2 separate regions of the Homo sapiens genome follow, and region 1 is linked to region 2. A link is an interaction called in ENCODE POLR2A ChIA-PET data of the cell type or tissue named here. Cell type or tissue: PC-9. All regions are shown on one strand. Links, peaks and the distances in the headings refer to the core of each region. The heading gives the core; the rest is flanking DNA.

Region 1 (11,253 bases), core at 2,541-6,540, 500 kb before region 2:
AATGTGCCCAACCCAAGCAAGCTCTTAACTGCTTTGCTGTTCTCGTGGGAGATCATTAGGACCTAAAACCTCATTTCAGAGATAGGATACCAGAGGCTGGAGAGGGGGAGTGATGGCTGGAGTCAGCTAAATCAGGATTGGAAGCCAGGCGGTGTGCCCTAGAGTCCTATGCTGACTGTTCAGCTCATTAGAGTTAGGTTTGGGGAGCTTTGTTCCGAATGACCTGCCGGTATCTGTTGTGAGGGACTGTGGCGCTCCGGCTCCGGCTGCCTGTTCCTGGCCCTGTGGACCCACGTGCAGGTGGAACTACTAAGCAGATCTGGTGTAGAGCAGACAGCTGAGGCCCCAGGTGTGTTCATGGTCTGCTTTATTGGTGGATATGCGGATTTTTCTGCAAAAACCAGCTTCCTTAGTATGTACGGTGGGAGCAGATCACGTGATCCCAGGAGTTTGAGACAAGCCTGGACAACATAGGGAGATTCCCAACTCTACAAAAGATACAAAAATTAGCTGGGTGTGTTGGTACACACATGTAGTCCCAGCTACTTGGGAGGTTGAGGTGGGAGGATGGCTTGAGCCTGGGAGGTCGAGGCTGCAGTGAGCCGTGTTTGCATGGCTACGCCCCGGCCTGGGCGACAGAGTGAGACCCTGTCTCAAAATAAAAAATAAGGGAGGGCTGGGCATGGTGGCTCTCATGCCTATAATCCCAGCACTTTGGGAGGCTGAGGCAGGTGGATCACCTGAGGTCAGGAGTTCAAGACCAGCCTGGCCAACATGGTGAAACCCCATCTCTACTTAAAAAATATATAAAAATTAGCTGGGCGCGGTGGCGGGTGCCTGTAATCCCATCTACTCTGGAGACTGAGACAGGAGAATCACTTGAACTTGGGAGGTGGAGGTTGCAGGGAGCCCACATCAGGCCATTGCACTCTAGCCTGGGCGATGAGTGAAACTCCGTCTTAAAAAATAAATAAATAGATAAAATAGGCCGGGCACGGTGGCTCACGCCTGTAATCCCAGCACTTTTGGAGGCTGAGGTGGGTGGATCACCTGAGGTCGAGAGTTCAAGACCAGCTTGGCCAATATGGCGAAACCCCATCTCCACTAAAAATACAAAAAATTAGCTGGGCGTGGTAGCGGGCACCTGTAATCCCAGCTACTTGGGAGACTGAGGCAGGAGACTCACTTGAACCTGGGAGGCGGAGATTGCAGTGAGCCGAGATTGCTCCACTGCACTCCAGCCTGGGTGCGACAGGGTGAGACTCTGTCTCAAAAATAAATAAATTAAATAAGGGTAATTGAGGTATCCATCACCTTAAATATTTATCTTTATGCTAGGAACATTCAAATTTTTCTCTTCCAGCTTTTTTTTTTTTTTTTTGAGAGAGTCTTTCTGTGTCGCCCAGGCTGCTGTGTAGTGGCGCAATTTCAGCTCAGCACAACCTCTGCCTCCCGGTTTTCAGCGATTCTCTTGCTGAAATGAGTGGCCTCTAGAGTGGCTGGGACTACAGGCGTGCACCACCATGCCCGGCTAATTTTTATACTTTTAGTAGAGATGGGGTTTTGACATGTTGGCCAGGCTACTCTCAAACTCCTGACCTCAGGTGATCTGCCTGTCTCCGCCTCCCAAGGTGCTGGGATTACAGGTGTGAGCCACCATGCCCGGCATCTTCTAGGTATTTTGAAATATATAATAGATTAATGTAAACAATAGTTACCCTGTTGACCTATTGAACACTAGGTCTTATTTCTTCCAACTTTATACTTGTCTCCATTAATTAACCTTTCTTCAGCCTCCCCTCCCTCTAACCTTCCAGGCCTCTGGTAACTACCAATCTACTATCTTTATGAATTGCCTAATACTTTCTTTGAATCATACCAGGAGTGGTGTCACATGCCTGTAATAGCAGGTACTGTGGAGGCTAAGGTGGGAGGATCACTTGAGGCCAGGAGGTCAAGGTTACAGTGAGCTATGATTCTGCCACTGCACTCCAGCCTAGGCGACAGAGTGAGAACCTATCTCTTAAAAAAAACGAAGAAAACAGCAAACTTTCATGTAATTTCAAAGCACTTCTATGAATGGAAAGCTGACATTCCTTACAATAAAGGAAATAAAATAGTGTTACTGAATTATTATTTGATGCTGTTGCTGTTTAATGGCTCTGAGCCTGAGGCTTGCTCTCCCTTTGTTAAAAAGTCCCCGTCACTATGCTAATTTTTGTATTTTTTGTAGAGAAGGGGTTTTACCATGTTGGCCAGACTGGTCTGGAACTCCTGACCTCAAGTGATCTGCCCGCCTCGGCCTCCCAAAGTGCTGGGATTACAGGCGTGAGCCACTGGCCCTCAACGTAGAATTCTGTGTTGTTTATGTTCATGTTTCTCTGTCATCCATAACCACGTCACACGTCCACCTAGAGGGTTGTACAAGTCAGGGATTTTCCTGACACTTGTGAGCCCCCAATAACTCTTGGAGGCCTCTTGATTTGAGGACTGGCCTCCAGGTCCCACCAACTACAGCCAGAATGGGTCCAGCTTTTTACAAACAAAGCTCAAGTTAAGTCTTGGGGGCCAGGTGCGGTGGCTCATGCCTGTAATCCCAGCACTTTGGGAGACCAAGGTGGGCAGATCACCTGAGGTCGGGAGTTCAAGTCCAGCCTGACCAAAATGGAGAAACCCTGTCTCTACTAAAAATACAAAATTTGCCAGGCATAGTGGTGGACGTCTGTAATCCCAGCTACTCCGGAGGCTTAGGCAGGAGAATTGCTTGAACCCGGGAGGTGGAGATTGTGATCAGCTGAGATCGCGCCACTGCACTCCAGCCTGGGCAACAAGAGCGAAACTCCGTCTCAAAAAAAAGAAAAAAGTCTTGTGATGCTCTGGTAGTTCAAATCCACCAGGATGAGGCTTCACTATGGGCCTCCAGGGGTCTCTCTCCCGCTAACTCTTCTCTTCTTTCCGTTGCAGCGCTGCCACTGGAGTGACATGTTCACGGGAAGGCTGCGGACCGAGATCCCACCAGCCCTGGTAAGCGAACTAGCCGCTCTTCCCCTCCACGCGCAAGGCCCTCTTTGGCAATTCCCAGGGCTTTTCTCATGCTTTATTCTTTCTGGAGCCTAAGATTAGCCCTGTGGGTGACTGAGCTGCTGGAATGGAAGCCCGGCAAGTCCAGCACGTGCCCTGTGTCCTGACAGGAGGGGAGGGTGGGAGCACAGAGACTGACAGGGGAGGAACCCTAAGGGTGGGGACTTCAGGGAGGTGGGAGAGCTGAGACCATGCACTCCTGGGTCCTCCTGAGCTGCTTGGCTTGGTTGACTGTGGATTTCACCCCAATATGATTGCCCCGCCTTTCCTGGCAACCCCTTCCTGCACCTCGCAGTCCTGCTCCTTCATGACTTCTCTGCACACAGCCCATGTAGCCGTCCCCATCTTTCTCTGGCTCCTCCCTTTCTCCGTACCACTGTCTGCTTTGGTTTGTGCCCGTCATGGGTGGCTTCCCATTTCTTCATTCCCAGGGCTCAGACTGGCTTGGGTCGAGTTCCCAGTCTCTGAGTGCATATGTGTGGAAGGAAATAGAAAGAGGCAACACAGAACACAGAAAGGCATGCCTGGCCAAGGGAAGAGGGCAGGGCTGGTGGTCGGCAGCCTCTCAGTGTGTCCTCCTGGCACGGGGCTGCACACGGCAGGCCCTGAGGGTGCAGGTTTCTGGTCAGTGATGAGTGTGCACATTGATGTTACTGAGCCCCTCACCCTGGTTGCGCCCAACCTCCTTTTATTTTTTTTTAAAGACAGGGTCTTGCTCTGTTGCCCAGGCTGGTCTTGAACTCCTGGGCTCAAACAGTCCTCCCGCATCAGCCTCCCAAGTAGCTGGGATTACAGGTGCGTGCCACTGCACCTGGCTTGTGAGGCTAGGATTTGGAATGTAGGTTAAGAAAATTCATTTCTGGCCAGGCGTGGTGGCTCACGCCTATAATCCCAGCACTTTGGGAGGCCGAGGCGGGCAGATCGCTTGAGGTCAGGAGTTCAAGTCCAGCCTGGCCAACATGGCAAAACCCCGTCTTACTAAAAATACAAAAATTAGCTGGCATGGTGGCACCTGCCTGTAGTCCCAGCTACTTGGGAGGCTGAGGCAGGAGAATTGCGTGAACCCAGGAGGTGGAGGTTGCAGTGAGCCAAGATCATGCCACTGCACTCCAACCTGGGTGACAAAGCAAGACTCCGTCTCAAAAAAAAAAGGAAATTCATTTCAGTGATTGCATGTTAAAGAATTTCAAGTTAGGCCAGGCGCAGTGGCTCACGCCTGTAATCCCAGCATTTTGGGAGGCCAAGGTGGGGGGCGGTGCACGTGGATCACCTGAGGTCAGGAGTTGGAGACCAGCCTGGCCAACATGCTGAAACCCTGTGTCTACAAAAGTACAAAAATTAGCTGGGCGTGATGGCAGGGGCCTTGTAATCCCAGCTACTCAGGATGCTGAGGCGGAAGAATCACTTGAACCTGGGAGGTGAAGGTTGCAGTGAGCTGAGATTGTGCCATTGCATTGCAACCTTGGGTGAGAGAAAGCGAGACTCCATCTCAAAAAAAAAGAATTTCAAGTCAGAAAAGATGGTGAAGAGAACTCTCTTTTGCATACTCACTGTGGAATTCTCACTGTGCAAGTTTTGCCTAAATTTTAGCATTTCATTTCCCTGAGCTTTCAGAAGGTATTCTTTTGGTTTTTGTTTTCTTTTACTTGACTCTGTAGGAATGGGGAAGAGAAAGTATTCTTATCTCTATGTTCCCAATCGTGAGAATAAATCTTAAGAGGGGGATAAGAGAATTTGGGGTTAGAAGATGGCATGTGGTGGAGTAGGCACAGGGTGTTTGAGCAGCTAGAGGTCAGTTGAGGCCAGATCGCCAGGGGCTAGGCTTTTTTTTTTTTTTTGAGGCGGAGTCTCACTCTGTTTCCCAGGCTGGAGTGCAGTGGCACGATCTCGGCTCACTGCAAGCTCCGCCTCCCGGGTTCATGCCATTCTCCTGCCTCAGCCTCCCAAGTAGCTGGGACTACAGGCGCCCGCCACCATGCCCGGCTAATTTTTTGTATTTTTAGTAGAGATGGGGTTTCACTGTGTTAGCCAGGATGGTCTCGATCTCCCGACCTCGTGATCCGCCCACCTTGGCCTCCCAAAGTGCTGGGATTACAGGCGTGAGCCACCGCACCCAGCCACCAGGGGCTAGGCTTTCTGTGGGTAGGGCAACGAGAGGACACATTGCCTTTTGCTTACTGAGTGGTGGGAGGATGGTAGAAACTGCCTCATCTGCCATATCTGTGGCCAGGGTGAGGGCAGAAAGTCTCCCTTCCACATTCCTGCCCCCATGGACCACCTGCTCAGCCCCATTTCTGACCCAGTCTCTGGCAGAGCCTCCTCTCTGACCATTTCTCCTGGTGGGGTGAGGGAATGTAGCTCTCCCCAGCCCAGGAGGTTTCCAGGAGAGCTTCAAATCACCCTGTCAAAGCTGATCCTGGCCGTGGCTTAGAGATGGCCACCTCCATCTGCCAGTCACCACCAGAAACCCTGGAGGCATTTGTGGTTCCTCCCTCCCTCCTCCTGCACGAACAGGGAACCAACAGCTTCTGCATGTCCCCTGCTCCATGAACAGGCAGCTCCTCTCCCACACTTGTCACACCGGCTGGCAGGTCCCCTCTGTTGCCAGTGTCGCTGCCTCACACTCCTGGGTGGGCACTCCAGCCCCCCTTTCTGTGCATCTGCTCACCTCAGGTCTGGGGATATTAATTCCATATCCCTCAGCCACCTCAAAGCCCACTGCTCTCAGGCTGAGGCTCACAGTCCTTGGCCTGGCATTCAAGGCTCTTGCCTGATCTGACCCCTCACTTCCCTTCCACCCAAAGCCCATGCCACGGCTTCTTCTGGAGCCTACCCACAGCTTTCCTCCAGGCTCACAGCCTGCTGCTTCATGCTTATGTCTCTCTGCTCCTGTTTTTTCAGCTGCCTGGAGTCTTTTCATGTTGACTAGCTGATTCTCATCCAGACTAAGTCCAAATGCCACCTCTTACAAGGAGCCTTCCCGGGCCACTCCAGGCATACGCATCCCCCACTCTCCAGCTGTTAGGAGCCCTTTGCAGGGTTTCCAGTCTTAAGAATACTGAAATGGTTTGTGTCTGTGTTGGTTCTGCACCAGCCGGGGTGTCCTTGGAAGGCAGAGCTGGGCCTGGCACAGAAGCAGCACCCAGCACAGAAGCTGGGTGTCTATGAAACTGACACGAGCTTCCTCTGTGCCCAGATCTCACTAGGGGAAGGACTCATCACAGCTGGGGCTCAGCTGGTGGAGCTGGACTTAAGCGACAACGCATTCGGGCCCGACGGTGTGCAAGGCTTCGAGGCCCTGCTCAAGAGCTCAGCCTGCTTCACCCTGCAGGAACTCAAGCTCAACAACTGTGGCATGGGCATTGGCGGCGGCAAGGTGGGTGTGGCAGCCCCCTCCCCGCAGAGTCCCCTGGTCCATCCACATCCGTCTGACATATGTGCCCTGGCCCTTGGCCACCACCATCTGGGATGGTCAGCCGTTGTTTTCAAAAGAGAAAGGCCTCAAAGGCAACAGCCTGTGGCCGGAGGGTAGAGGCGTCCATGAGGGTGGGGTTGCCAAGCAACCATCCCCAGTTCTTGGGTTGGCTTGGCAACGCAGAGGGAGTGCCACTGCATACCTGCTCCAGCCTGCTGGCTCTGCAAAACTCAGGGCTTGGGGCATCCCTATACTCACTGTACCCGCAGAGCAGCTGGTAGAGCCTGGCACATAGGCAGAGGGAGTCTGAAAAGAGGAGCATATGCTCAGGGGGGGCACCGTCACAGCTCACCTTTATTCCTAGACAGGGCCTTGCCCAGGGAGGTGTCCTCAGGCAAGGTCAGTGTAGAGCTTCACGTTGGGCTGGTCAGTGTAGAGTGGAGCTTCTTTGCTTCCCAGAACCTGCATCAAGGGCGGCCTGCCGTATTATTCTCTTCCAACTCCATCCCAGTGCCTTTAGACCCAGGGTTGGAGGACACTGAGTGCCAGGCTGCAACCCCTACACACACTTTCTAACCAAAGGGAGAAAAGGGCTGGGGACACAGAAGTAACAGCAGTTGGGGATATCTTATTTGAATATGCAATACCTTAACTTTTCCCACCCACACTGAAAGGTGGCTGATGCCATCCCAGTTTTTCCACATGACTCAGCATAGGCTTAGAGAGATGGGGTGGAGTGGATCACATAGCTAGTGCTGTGAGGCCCATGGAGCCCCAGGCTGAGGAGCTGGAGTGGCCTCCCCTGCAGAGGGTGCCTGTGTCCCTCGGCCTGACGTGAGGGTGAGCAGGGGCAGGCTCTGTGCCTGCCTTAGCCAGCCCTCCCCCAAGTCCACTTGGGCAATAAGCTATCCCTGTGTTAAGATGTAAAAATGGGCCGGGCACGGTGGTGCAGTGGCTCATGCCTGTAATCCCAGCACTTTGGGAGGCCGAGTCGGGCAGATCACCTGAGGTCAGGCGTTCGAGACCAGCCTGGCCAACATGGTGAAACCCCATCTCTACTAAAAATACAAAAATTAGCTGGGTGTGGTGGCAGGTGCCTGTAGTCCCAGCTATTCGGGAGGCTGAGGCAGGAGAATTGCTCGAACCCGGGAGGTGGAGGTTGCAGTGAGCCGAGATGGCGCCACTGCACTCCAGCCTGGGCAACAAGAGCAAAACTCCGTCTCAAAAAAACAAACAAACAAACAAACAAACAGAAACATATAAAAACGTTTGCGTCAGCACAGAAAGCAGGCGTGGCCCAACCTAGAGTGAGTGGCATACGCTGGGAGAGCCAGAGACTCTATTCTAGCAAAATGCTTCGGTTTTCCTTCCATTACTTCCCTTCTCCTGCCCAGCAGTGCCTGGAAACTGAGGCTCAGGGAGCTTTCCTACTGGCCAGGAGTTGTCTGGCCTGTCCTATACTTGTAATGGGGTGAGTTGGGGAATGAGTTTTGGACCCAGGACCAGAGGGCCTCCTGGGCAGACAGGCCTACCCTGGAGTTTGATTGATGGTTCTCTGTGCCTCCCTGACCACTGATTTGATTAGGTCTCTGGGTCTCGGCCTTGCTGACCTATGCCTCTTGGGAGCTCAGACGCCATGGTCTGGGTGTCTAACCAAGGCCTGCAGGTCCTTTGGAATCTTTTTCTTCTGGGCAGTGTGTTTAGTGTGGTTTCTGTGCCATGCACCATGAGAATAGAAGGGCCCAGAGGAGTTGGTGGGGCAAGAGGCATGGCCCTGTGCTTGAGAACTCTCCATACCCAAGTTGGACTCCTGCAGGAGCTAAGGCCATCACCACGTGGCCTCCAGGGAATCTGGGAGAATGGGGGTGACCTAGCAGTCGGCTGCTGCTGCTGAGTAGCTTCCTCAGAGGCTGGTCTTTGGCAGAAGTTTGATGTCTCTACCCTGAGTGTGTGCGTGATCGTGTGTGCGTGATCCACCATCACCACCGTGGAGTCAGGCAGGTGCTGGCTCTTCTGTTCCTCAAGGATGGCTGTGTGCAGTCTCATGCCAGGAGTTAGGCCAACCCACCCGCCATGTGCGGCTTTGCTAAATACTTACCGGGTGACCTTGGCCAATTCACTCATCTCTCAGAGCCTCAGCTTCCTCATCTGTAAAGTACGGCCAATCCTGCCTGCCTCCCAGGCTGGTGTTGAGGTTGAAACAAGAAAATATGCCAAGGATGCCCAGGCCCTAGCAGGTGCTCTGCAAACATCAGGTGTTCTGCAAATATCACTTCTCTCGGTGCACTCGCTCGTGATTCTTTTATGTCGCATTTACCATGGGCTCTGATTCCCATCGGTCAGTCTCCGTTTTTCAGTGCTTTTCCTAATGGTGTAACCAGGGTAGAAGCTACTTCCTGGCACCACACCAGGGACAGGGCAAGCTGGGTGTTAGGTTTTTACCACCAGCAGGCAAGCTCCTGCTGTGCCTGGCCAGCTTTTAGGCACAGGCAGGTGTCAGACAGGTTCGTCTGGACCGTGGACTTGGCAGCTGGCTCCCTTGGACATTGTGGAACGTGGAAGAGAAGCTGGAAGATTTGGGCTTTGGTCCAGAGTCCACCACTTGTTTATTGACCATAAGAAAGTTTCCGTTCCTCTTACCCTGAGTTTCTTCAGCTGGAAAATGGGAGCCATGATTTTCCCACCTAGCAGAGGGCCTTAGACAGTGAAGTGAGCTGACTAGGAAGTCCTTCCCCTGGACCTGGCTAAAAGTTCATCCACTCCATGTGGTCTCTCCCTTTCCTGAGTAGGGCTTGGTCTCCCCGTCTCGAAAGTGAAGCTAAACCTCTCAGGCTGGTGTGACACAGCATTAGAGATAAAAACCTTGTGTAACTGAAGTGCTGGACATATTTAAGGTGTGACTGTTGAGCTGTTAGCAGTCCTGCGTCCCCTGACCTGCACCGATGGGTGGCGTGGGATGTTGAAGAGCAGTTCAGCAGCAGTGGCCACCCCGCTGGGAGAAGGGGCTCCTGCCCATGACCAGGGCCCCTTGCCTTTCCCCACAGATCCTGGCTGCAGCTCTGACCGAATGTCACCGGAAATCCAGTGCCCAAGGCAAGCCTCTGGCCCTGAAGGTCTTTGTGGCTGGCAGAAACCGTCTGGAGAATGATGGCGCCACTGCCTTGGCAGAAGCTTTTAGGGTGAGTGGTTTCTGTCCATCCTGCCCCTGCAGCCTTGAGGTGCACTCGGCATAGTAGGCTGACAGTTCTGGATGCTAATCCCAGGGCTGGCACTCAACCAAGAGACCTGGGGCGTCACGTGCCCTCTCCAAGCCTGTTAACCCATCCGAAAATGAGCCAGAATTCCTGTCGTGCATTTCTGGAAAGGTGTGTGACTTTCCGGAAAGGTGTGTGACTGGCTCCCACTGGTGAGCCAGCCCCTATGGGGCTTCAGGCCAGGCAGGCCACTCTGACCAAGGAGTGTCATCTGCCAGGCTCAGAAGTGGTGAAGTGAGATGGTGCGAGTGCTGACAGTAGCCTGGCCCAGCCACTGGTGTGGGGCACAGAGAAGGAACATACCAGACCTCCAAGACAGGGAGATAGGCAGGGGCAGCCGCAGGGCTCAGGTGCCAAATGACGTGCTCTCAGGTGACCTTATCCCCACTCCTCTTCCACTCTCCTCTCCCCATCCCCGCAGGACATTGCTGAGTCCCCGATCGTGAGTGCCAGCAGAAGGCTACACTTGCCCCTAACAGGACTGAAAACTTTGGGGTCTGTCTCCCTCCTCTCTTTCCTGTTTTTTTTGAGGCAGAGTCTCATTCTGTCACCCATGCTGGAGTGCAGTGCGTGATCTTGGCTCACTGCAGTCTCCGCCTCCCAGGTTCAAGCAGTTCTGCCTCAGCCTCCCGAGTAGCTGGAATTACGGGCACCCGCCACCACACCCGGCTAATTTTTGTATTTTTATTAGAGACGGGGTTTTACCATGTTGGCCAGGTGGTCTCGAACTCCTGACCTCAAGTGATCTGCCCGCCTGGGCCTCCCAAAGTGCTGGGATTACAGGCGTGAGCCACCACGTCCGGCCCCTCTTCTCTTAATTTAAATGTTTTCTTCAGCAAACAGTATCCTAGGAGCATTGCTCATACGGGCCGGAATGTCCTGGCTGCCCATCGAGGCTGTCTGTAGATACCCTTTGCCTGCTTCAGTGCCAAGTGAACATCGCAGAGATCTGCCTTGTGTCTCCCTGCACCCCTGGCTGCAGGGGAGCTCCTGCTGCCTCCTCTGGAGCTGGTGGGGGCCTCACTGCCATCCTTGGATCCCTCCCTGCCGTCAGCCTGCTGTCCTCAGTGCACTGGGAGGAGGGGGTGCGCTGTGGTTGTGTTGAGCCTTCATAGGTGTCCTCTGGTGGGCTTAGAATGGGGGTTCTTAATCCCCCCCAGTATGTGGATAGAATTCAGGGGTCTGTGAACATGGATGAGGAAAAAATAACATTATTATTTATTACTAATGTAGCTAAAATATGTAGTGTGACCTTTGATTATAAATGTAGACAATAAACCTCACAGCATTAGAAAGGCCTGTGACTACCCACATAACAAACAAGCACATGTAGTCCCTGAACCCAAAAAAAAAAAAAATTTTATTGAGGCAGGGTCTCGCTCTGTTGCCCAGGCTGGAGTACAACGGTGCAATCTCAGCCCACTGCAGTTGAAGCTTCCCAGGCTCAAGTGATCCTCCCACCTCAGCCTCCCGATTAGCTGGGACTACAGGTGTGCACCACCA
Region 2 (11,253 bases), core at 4,035-8,034:
CTGCCTATAGAATAGGAGTACTGGAGAAGGGAGGGGGCAGTGGAAAAAGTGATAATAGTGATGATGATGATGATAATGATGATGGTGGTGTTGGTAAGAGTAGCTAACATTTTCAGTGGTTTGCCATGTGGCAGACACTGACCTAGAGGCTACACATAGGTAATCTCAATCCTTTTTTTTTTTTTTTTTTTTTTTGGAGACAGAGTCTCGCTCTGTTGCCCGGGCTGGAGTGCAGTGGCGCTATCTCCGCTCACGGCAAGCTCCGCCTCCTGGGTTCACACCATTCTCCTGCCTCAGCCTCCCAAGTAGCTGGGACTACAGGCGCCTGCCACCACGCCTGGCTCATTTTTTGTATTTTTTAGTAGAGATGGGGTTTCACTGTGTTTGCCAGGATGGTCTTGATCTCCTGACCTCGTGATCTGCCCTTCTCAGCCTCCCAAAGTGCTGGGATTACAGGTGTGAGCCACCGCGCCCAGCCTTGTCAATCCTAACAGTAGCTCTGTGAGTTAAGAACTATTGTCATTTCCTGTTTCATTTAAAGAAACTGACACTTAGTGAAGTCAGATAAGTCAGGGACCTCCTTTGAAGCAAAAGCTCTTATAACTTTATTACTGTTCCTAGATACAAGATACTTTGAAAATAAATTTATTATTAAAATAAAATATGCAGCCAGGCAAAGTGGCTCATGCCTGTAATCCCAACACTTTGGAAGGCTGAGACAGGAGGATAGCTTGAGGCCAGGAGTTCAAGACCAGCCTGGGCAAAGTAGTGAGACCCTGTCTCTACAAAAAATATTTACAAAATTAGCCAAGCATGTGGCACAAACCTGTAATCACAGCTACACACGAGGCTGAAGCAGGAGATTCACTTGAGCCCGGCAGATTGAGGCTGTACTGAGCTATGATGGCACCACTGTACTCCAGCCTGGGCTAAAGAGGCAAGACCTTGTATAAAAAAAATAAAAAAAAAAAAAGAACATTCAAGGGACTAAAAGACAAAATTAGGCTGGGCGTGGTGGCTCACACCTATAATCCCAGCACTTTAGGAGGCCAAGGCAGGCAGATCGCTTTAGCTCAGGAGTTTGATACTGGCCTGGGCAACATAGTGAGACCCCGTCTCTACACAAATAAAAAATTAGCTAGGCATCCTGGTGCCTGCCTGTAGTCCCAGCTACCCAGGAGGCTGAGGTGGAAGGATTGCTTGAACCCAGGAGGTCGAGGCTGCAGTGAGCTGTGATTGTGCCACTGCACTCTAGCCTGAGCAACAGAGTGAGACCTTCTATCAAAAAATAAAATAAAATAAAAGACAAAGAATATGTATAAAGTAAAAAATAAATACTCACTATATCAAGTATTGGGAGGGATGTTGGAGCAACCAGAACTTACTTTCTTATGCTGCTGGTGGGAATATAGAATGGTACAGCTGCTTTGGAAGGCAATTTGGCATTTTCTTTAAAAATTTTTATATACCACACCTATTATAGGACCCAGCCATCCACTTCAGGGTATTTACCCAAGAGAAATGAAGGCATATGTCTACACAAAAGCTTGTATACAAATGTTAATAATGGCTTTGTTTTTTTTTTTTTAATTTTTTAATTTTTGATTTTTGTGGGTACATAGTAGGTATATATTTTTGAGGTATGTGAGATGTTTTGATACAGGCATGCAAAGCATAATAATCACATCATGGAAAATGGGGTATCTATCCTCTCAAACATTTATTCTTTTTGTTACAAACAGTCCTATTATACTCTTTTAGTTATTTTTAAATGTACAATTAAATTATTATTGACTATAGTCACCTGTTGTGCTAGCAAATACTAGGTCTTATTCAAACTATCTATTTTTGTACCTATTAACCATCCCCACCTTCCCCCCGCCACTACTCTTCCCAGTAGTCTCTGGTAACCATCCTTCTACCTTTATCTCCATGAGTTCAATTGTTTTGATTTTTAGGTCCCTCAAATAAGTGAGAACATGCGATATTTGTCTTTCTGTGCCTGGTTTGTTTCACTTAGCAGAATGACCTCCAGTTCCATCCATGTTGTTACAAACAACAAACTCTCATTCTTTTTGATGGCTGAATAGTACTGCATTTTGTATAAGTACCACATTTTCTTTATCCATTTATCTGTTGATGGACATGTAGCTTGCTTCCAAATTTAAGACATTATTTGTAAGAACCAAAAACTAGGGCCTGGCACGGTGGCTCACACCTGTAATCCCAGCACTTTGGGAGGCTGAGGCGGGCAGATCACGAGGTCAGGGGATCGAGACCATCCTGGCTAACATGGTGAAACCCCATCTCCACTAAAAATACAAAAAAAAATTAGCCTGGTGTCGTGGCGGGTGCCTCTAGTCCCAGCTGCTAGGGAGGCTGAGGCAGGAGAATGGCATGAACTCGGGAGGCGGAGCTTGCAGTGAGCCGAGATCGCGCCACTGCACTCCAGCCTGGGCGACAGAGCGAGACTCCGTCTCAAAAAAAGGAAAGTACTTTGACAACAGAAGTCTGTGTTGAAATCTAAAACCTCTATTGCTTGTTCTTATCAAAGTAGCTATCTAGGTAGCATGTTCTCTGATGCAGGAGCTGACTTCTGTTTTTTCAAACCTCTTTCCCTTTAGACGTTTTGGAATAATGGGACTCTACAAAGGCCTTGAAGCCAAACTGCTGCAGACAGTCCTCACTGCTGCTCTCATGTTCCTTGTTTATGAGAAACTGACAGCTGCCACCTTCACAGTTATGGGGCTGAAGCGTGCACACCAACACTGAGACGCCTTCCCATGAAAAATTCCGAAGATGCTCAAGAGGGAGGTTTCCTCCTGAGTGAAGAGAAGTGATTCTCCCTTGACTCTGGCTCCTGCCACCACAAATGTTACCCTCATTGGCTTGAAAAGCATCCAAGGGTGCACAGGGAGTATGGCCAACTGGACCTGTTGTCACCTTAATTGTCATGCTGGCTGGTTGGATTTTGGGGTGGCAGTTGGACTAATGTGAAAAAAACATTGCTGAAAACCTAAAAATGAAAGTTTGTGAGTGTTTATTGGTTTTCTTAAGAGAAATGGACTATTTTGCTCTCATGTGTAATGTTTTCTATTTAAATCTTTCTTAAATATACCAGCTGTTCTCTTTCCCTGAACTCTCCCCCAGGTTCTAGGACAAATTTAATAACATGTAATTCTCCTCAAATACTTTTGTATGTCTCAGTGTTGGTGTTTTCCTCCCTAAAACTAACATTAGGGCTGTGCCACGGGCATGACTTTATTTTTGTTGGGCTTTTTTTTCCCTGCTTAAGGAGAGGTGTCTTTTTTGGATATGAGCTATTTATTTTGTGAAATGAAAATTGTTCACCCAAATGATTCTCTTATAAACTATTTGTAAATGTCACTTATTCATTAGTGTTTGACATAATTTTTAGAATATTTATTTTGAATCAATCCTTTCATTACGAAAGACTTGAAGTTTTGTGTCCATTCTTACAAGCCCTGGTCAGTCAAGTCCCAATAAATGGTCAGCACAAAAAAGATATTCTTGAAAATTGCTCTTTATTAAGGTATTACGTTGAGTTTGCAACCAGATGGGAAAAATCACAAAAATGAGAAGGGGAGCAGATATCTTGTTGAGGTCTGGATATTATCTCCCTTTATAAACTTGGTGTAGGCCGTATATTTTGAAAATAAACATCTGGTTGAGGTTATTTCATTTGGAAACCTTCCTTAGAGTCCTGTTGCTCAGTGTGGTCCATCAGACGGTAGTACTGCCACAAGCTGAGAGCTTGCTGGGCACGCAACCCAGAGTTTCTGAATCCTGTTCCGTATTTTAACATTCCCAGGTGATTCACAGCCACATTAAAGTTCAGGAGACCATAGGACCCCTGACCCATGAGAAGAAGTGATTGGTTTCGATTATAGACATCAAGATAAAGATTTTTCTCAAAGGAAAGAGATTAATGTATTAAAACAACCTCTGAAAAATCTAGGAGTCGTATGTCATCTTTTGCTTTCACCTCACAGCACGTTGTTAAGGTGGTAAGGCTTTTATTATGCGGCCAGGAGTGGATTTAGATATCTCGACCCACTCAGGAAGCAAATTCACTTGACATTAGCAGAGCGGTTCTTTGGATTTCTATGACTTCCTTTTTGTCCCTATGACAAAATGGCGGGTTTTTCATTTGTAAGTCCATGATTTAGTCAGAGAGAGTAATAATGAAATACTTCATTATTAAGGATTTAGTTCAATTTTGAGAGTGGAAATTTCCTTCTCTTATTTCCTCTCTTTAGTCCCTGTGGTAATTTCAAAGTATATGATTGTTAAAGATCATTGCATTGTTCTAGCAAACAAAAATTAGCAGGAGCTAATAATCTGGGAAGAAGACTGAACATTCATCCCCTATTTAAGTCAGAGAATTGAAGACAGAATTGTTTTTTCTATTTTTTAATTTTACTTTAAGGTTTTTGTGTGCCTGTGGCAGACCTTGAGTGGGAAGTACAAAATTATTTTGATTTCTGTATAGGAGAAAAATGATCATAAAGGTGTCATGTGTATTTTCATTATTGTTTTAATTATGCCGTTCCCTTTGGAACTTGAATTTTGAGCTCAGAATATTGTGAGTTGGTCTGTTAGGATAATTTCCAGTTCGAATTATATAGCTGTATTAGGTATTTATGATGTGAGAATGTATTTGATGCTTCTCTTTTTCTGATTTTATGAGGAAACAATTTAACATTGAGGGTTATGTTCCTTATGGAAATTTACAAACTCACTAGTTGAAACTAGTTAGTAACCCACCTAGTTTTATAACCATTGGTTAATAATAAGTTGTTTGAGGAAACTAAAGAGCTGAAGTCTGTACTAGGGAAATGGGAATTTTTTATTTTTGATACTTTGTGCAATTTCTCTAGAATATGAGGATTAAGAACCTTAGGGATTGTATTAGTGTCACAGCAGTAGAAAATGTAATTTCTGTAAGTATTTAATATGTGTTTTGAAGTGGGCACTGTAATATTTCTACCCTTGTCTGTTGTACAGTTAAGTATGAAATGCAGAAATAGATCTAGCATAAGAACATATTCAATGGGAGTTAGAAATCTTGGGTTTTATTCCCAGCTCTGTTGCTGACTAGCATTTTACGCCATCTCTTTGTAATTTGCTGTTTGATAAGTGGAGATAATACTACCCACTTCAGAGGATGTTTGAGAGCTAATGATGTCAGCCAAATCCCTTTATGACTGTGGAATAGGGAAGATCTGAGTGAAACTTTAGACAGTACCTAGATGTATATAGCAATTTCCCTTTTGAAAGCTTATATACTTTCTCATTTTATAATCCTAATATTTCTGTGAAATAGGTAAGGACAAGTAACAATATCCCCATTTAATTGACAAGGAAATTGAGAGAAAACTCTCAAATGACTTGCCGCTTTGGAAGCAGGACTAGAGTTTTAGTTTCCTGCAATCTACTGTAATGATTAAGAGAATGGGTTCTGGAATTAGACCTAGGTGCAAACTTGCCCTACTCCTTACCAGCTGTGGTAACAAAGCAATTACTGAACTTTTATGAAACTTGATTTCCTCAATTATGAAATGGAGGTTTTTTTTTTTGAGATGGAGTTTCGCCCTTGTTGCCCAGGCTAGAGTGCAATGGCACAATCTCGGCTCACCGCAACCTCCGCCTCCCGGGTTCAAGCAATTCTCCTGCCTCAGTCTCCCGAGTAGCTGGGATTACAGGATGCGCCACCATGCCCAGCTAATTTTGTATTTTTAGTAGAGACAGGGTTTCCCTATGTTGGTCAAGCTGGTCTCAAACTCCCAACCTCAGGTGATCCGCCCACCTTGGCCTCCCAAAGTGCTGGGATTATAGGCGTGAGCCACCACGCCTGGCGAAACGGAGATCTTGATAAACCTACCTCATAGGGGGATTGTGAGGATTAAATGAGATCATACACGTAAGTCGCTTAGCCCGGTACTTGCCACATGAGAAGAGCTAGATAAATGTTAGCAACAACTATTATGATATCATTGTTACTGGTTAGGGATATGGCTATTTGAATAGATGTATCTGTGATTTAGTGGAAGGCACTCTGGATTTTGAGCCAGACCTGGTCCCAGTTTTCATTCTGTCACTTTATTAGCATTTGTGGCTACAGACAGATCACTTGACCTTTTTGAGCTTCCAGGTCTTCATCTGTCAAGTAGAAATGATGACCTCTCAATCTTCCCGTTTGTTTTAATTGTGAACGTTTCTTTTTTGGGAGCCTTCCTTTGTTGTATCTTCTCAAAAAAGGAGCCAAATCCAGTAATTTTATATTTTATTTAGTAGTCAAGTTTCCCAAACACTTATCAGTTAATCAGTAAAACATGAACTGGTTTAATGGCAACATCACTGATTGAGCTAGTGACTCACCTTGGCTCTTTTGAAAAGCTAAAGAATGGTGACTTGAGGAGCCAAATGCCACACACCTAAGGAGAGCCCTTCTCTGGGCAAGTGAATTAATTACTTGCCTGGCAGTGTGGAATGTCACCAGAATACCCAACATACACAAAGCCTCATTTGTAGGATATTCATGAGAATAGCACTAAAAGTGGCTGATTGAGGCCAGGCACCAGGGCTCACGCCTGTAATCCCAACACTTTGGGAGGCGAAGGCAGGAGGATCACTTGAGTCCAGGACTTCGAGACCAGCCTGGGCAACATAGTAAGACCCCGTCTCAATTACTTAAAAAAAAAAAAAAATCAGCTGGGCACCACGGCTCATGCCTGTTGTCCTAGCTTCTTGGGAGGCTGAGGTAAGAGGATCGCTTGAGCCCAGGAGGCGGAGGTTGCAGTGAACCATGGTCGCACCACAGCACTCCAGCCTGGGTGACAGAGCAAGAACCTATACCCCGCACCCCCCACCCACCACAAAAAAGTGGCTGATTGAGACCCTGATTGTTTTGTTTTGTTTTGCCTTCATAGGAGCAGTGGGAGGGCTTTTATTACTATATAAATTGAAGGTTAGTGCTGATCTTTCTGGGATATACTTGTTGCCCCTGAAAAGTGTATTCAGTGGGCTTAATGAGCAAGAAAAAAAGTTTTCTAGGGGCTAAGTGGAGAAGAAGGAAAGCTACTATTTAAAGACAGAGTGAAAAAGAAATTAGGAGTTGGTATGAGAGTCAAGGAAAGGGAGAGACCAGTGCCTACCACAACACTCAAAAGAGATGTTCAAAAAATGTGTGGCAAGTACATACTGGACAGTGAACTGTGGGACCCAGCAAATGGATTCAGTCTGTAATGACATTGAAAAGGAAGGAGAACTCTGTTTGAAACTAGTTACAGAGCATGAGAGTGGGTACTGAAACTTCTATACAAGAAATTGAATGCCCACTAAATGCTAGTCACAATTAATTTACATACATCTTTTGTTTTTTTCTTTGAGACAGAGTCTCGCTCTGTCACACAGGCTGGAGTGCAGTGGTGCGATCTCGGCTCACTGCAAGCTCCGCCTCCCGGGTTCAAGCCATTCTCCTGCCTCAGCCTTCTGAGTAGCTGGGACTACAGGTGCCCACCACCACGCCCGGCTAATTTATTTCTATTTTTAGTAGAGATGGGGCTTCACCATGTTAGCCAGTCTCGAACTCCTGGTCTCGAACATCATGGTCTCGAACTCCTGACTTCATGATTCGCCCGCCTCGGCCTCCCAAAGTGCTGGGATTACAGGCTTGAGCCACCGCGCCCGGCCTATGTACATCTTGATATCCTTGTAACAACTCCAGCGTATGGGGTTTATTCCCATTAACAGGTGAAGTAGTTGAAGCTTAAAGGGTAATTTATCTATAGTCACACACCTCATGAATAGGGGTAGGGATTCCTAGTTGAGGCTCTTTTTACCCTGCCATACTACATTCTTCAGATGTCCTTAAAAGTAAGCCATCTAGGCCGGGTGCAGTGGCTCACGCCTGTAATCCCAGCACTTTGGAAGGCCAAGGTGGGTAGATCACCTGAGGTCAGGAGTTCAAGACCAGCCCAACCAACATGGTGAAACCCTGTCTCTACTAAAAATAGAAAAATTAGCGGTGTGGTGGCAGGCGCCTGTAATCCCAGCTACTTGGGAGGCTGAGGCGGGAGGATAGCTTGAACCAAGGAGGCAGAGGCTGCAGTGAGCCGAGATCATGCCACTGCACTCCAGCATGGGTGACAGCAAGACTCCATCCCCCGCAAAAAAAAAGTAACCTTCATTTATTTCTTTAATTAGAAATGTATTTATTTATTTATCTTCATTTATTCTTTAATTGGAGTCACCAAAATGATCTACCCTAAGGGCACTATTGATGTAATTGTGTCACGTGCACCTCATTCTTGTTTTGCTGTGGTTTCTATAGAACCCATTGGCAAATTGGATGGCCAATCCAGCAGGTGGTTCCCTGTGTGGGTGTCATATGGAGGACCTTCTTAAATTGCAAATTCCTATTCTAAGAATAAGGTTATATTCATTTAAGAAATCATTTTTGATTATCTGCCATATCCAAACACTATGCAGATTGCTGGGATTATACAGATGAATAATAGTCTCTGCCCTCATGTATGTCATTGTTCAGCGTGGGAGTCAGACAAAAACAACTTAAAATTGTACCGCTGATGAGTTCTGATGAGAAATGTGCTGTAAATGTTCAGGAGTTGCTTTGAGAGCATGAGGAAGTGGGACCTAACTCTGTATTGAACTGTGGGGCCAGGCGGTGACATTTGAACTAGAAATACACCAAGCAGTGGGTGGAGGACCTCGACAGGAAATAAATAGCATATGCAAAGTAGGAAGAGGATGATACTTTATTATTTGTGCATTGGTTTGAATTAGATCCAGAAGCTTTCCAACCTGGACCTCTGGGTTGAACAAATATTGAAGCGGAGGAGAAGAAACAGCATCAGGTCACAGAGGGCCTTCAACAAGGGAGGAGGGGTGATTAGGACCCCCATTCTACTTAGCAGTTATGTCTACATGTAGACTTGGGAAAGAAGATAAGGTGCTTGTACTCTAAGAATTTAAAATGTAGGCCGGGTGTCATGGCTCATGCCTGTAACCCTAGCACGTTGGGATGCCAAGGCTGGTGGATCACGTGAGCCCAGGAGTTTGAGACCAGCCTGGCCAACATGGCAAAACTCTGCCTCTACAAAAAATACAAAAATTAGCCAGCCATGGTAGTGCACGCCTATAGTCCCAGCTACTTGCGAGGCTGAGGTGGGAGGAACATCTGAACCCAGGAGGCAGAGGTTGCAATGAGCCATGGTCGCACCACCGCACTCCAGCCTGGGCGACAGAACGAGACCCTGTCTCAAAAAAAAAGAAAACAAAAACAAAAAAACCGGCATGGTGGCTCACGCCTGTAATCCCAGCAATTTTGGAGGCCAAGGCTGGGGGATCACTTTAGGCCAGGAGTTTGAGACCAGCCTGGCCAACATGGAGAAACCCCATTTCTACTAAAAATACAAAAACTAGGCAGATTTGGTGGCAGGCACCTGTAATCCCAGCTACTCGGAAGGCTGAGGCAGGAGAATCACTGGAACCCAGGAGGCAGAGGCTGCAGTGAGATCATGCCACTGCACTCCAGCCTGGGTGACAGAGTGAGACTGTCTCAAAAAAAAACAAATTAAATCTAATTTTATTTCATTTATTTTTGTAGAGATAGGGTCTTACTATGTTGCCCAGGCTGGTCTCAAACTCCTGGACTGAAGCAATCCTCCCACTTTGGCCTCCCAAAGTGCTGGGAGTACAGACATGAGCCACCATGCCTGGCTAATTTTAAATGTACTTTAAAAATTAGACATAGGGCTAGGCGACAGAGTGAGACCCTGCCTCAAAAAAAAAAAAAAAATAATAATAATAATGAGACATAGCATTAATTGTTTCATTTTACCTTTATGAAGACTGACCAGGAAGAACAGTTTAGGCTTACTGTGAATTCTTGTTATTATCAAGGTCTGGACTTGGATTTATCTTGATTAATACAGAGATGTTTACTTGGAAACTAGTACAGAGACTAGATGAGGTTTTTTTTTCCCCTCCTAATTTTCATGTGTGTGTGTGTGGTAAAATACACATGGCATACCATCTTAATCTTTTTTTTTTTTTTTTTTGAGCCAGAGTTTCACTCTTGTTGCCCAGGCTGGAGTACAATGGCACGATCTCGGCTCACCGCAACCTCTGCCTCCTAGGTTCAAGCGATTCTCCTACCTCAGCCTCCCCAGTAGCTGGGATTACAAGCATGCGCCACCACACCCGGCTAATTTTGTATTTTTAGTGGAGACGAGGTTTCTCCATGTTGGTCAGGCTGGTCTTGAACTCCCATCCTCAGGTGACCCGCCCACCTCGGCCTCCCAAAGTGATGGGATTACGGGCGTGAGCCACCGCGCCCCGCCCCATCTTAACCATTTTTAAGTGTAGAGTTCAGAAGCATTTAATATATTTGTAATATTGTTCAACCAACAGCACCATTCATCCTAGAACGCTTCATCTTGTAAAACTGAAACTCTAAACCCATTAAACACTAATTCCCCACTCCCCACCTTCCCCTGTCCTCTGGCAGCCACCATTCTCGTTTCTGTCTCTATGATTTTGACTACCGTAAGTACCTCATCTAAGTGGAATCACACAGTAATTGTCTAACTGTGACTGGCTTATTTCACTCAGCATAATGTTCTTGAGGTTCACCTATGTTGTAGCATAGGTCAGAATTTCCTTCCTTTTTGAGGTCGAATAATATTCCATTGTATGTATATATCACATTTTGCTTCTCTATCGACATTTGGGTTGCTTCCACATTTTAGCTATTGTGAATAATGCTGCTGTGCACATGGGTATACAAATATCTCTTTGAAACCTTGCTTTTAATTCTTTTGGATACATACCCAGAAGTAAATTTGCTGGATCATATGGTAATTCTATCTTTAATTTTTTTTTTTATCTGAGACAGAGTCTTGCTCTGTCACCCAGGCTGGAGTGCAATGGCGCGATCTCAGCTCACTGCAGCCTCCACCTCCCTTGTTCCAGCAATTCTCCTGCCTCAGCCTCCCAAGTAGCTGGGATTACAGGTGCCCGCCACCACACCTGGCTAATTTTTGTATTTTTAGTAGAGACAAGGTTTCACCATGTTGGCCAGGCTGGTCTCAAACTCCTGACCTCAGGTGATCCACCCACCTCAGCCTCCCAAAGTGCTGGGATTACAGGCATGAGCCACTGTGCCCAGCTCTATTTTTAATTTTTTGAGGAATCACCGTACTCTTC

The links. Peaks named below come from ENCODE experiments on the same cell type or tissue, not always from the same donor. Only the 100,000 strongest peaks of a DNase experiment are listed, where the experiment ranks them.
Region 1: POLR2A ChIA-PET joins it to region 2 with 7 read pairs; 2 of 35 experiments call an interaction of 5 or more read pairs at or near these places.

The regions. Positions count from the first base shown.
Region 1 is chr22:41,259,868-41,271,120 of GRCh38, reverse strand. It overlaps RANGAP1 (Ran GTPase activating protein 1), which reads left to right. Exons shown (of 16, transcript NM_002883.4): 4 at 2,965-3,024; 5 at 6,278-6,457; 6 at 9,541-9,675. Among named protein-coding and RNA genes, the nearest start is that of MIR6889, 12 kb to the right of the region's middle. RefSeq lists an enhancer at 6,126-7,001. In PC-9, for the core only: no CTCF peak of the experiment used is centred there; no DNase peak of the experiment used is centred there; H3K27ac peaks cover 269 bases.
Region 2 is chr22:40,762,353-40,773,605 of GRCh38, reverse strand. SLC25A17 (solute carrier family 25 member 17) reads left to right here. Exons shown (of 9, transcript NM_006358.4): 9 at 2,625-3,976. The coding sequence ends at 2,772. Among named protein-coding and RNA genes, the nearest start is that of MIR4766, 46 kb to the left of the region's middle. RefSeq lists a silencer at 8,509-8,608. In PC-9, for the core only: no CTCF peak of the experiment used is centred there; a DNase peak (open chromatin) is centred at 6,425.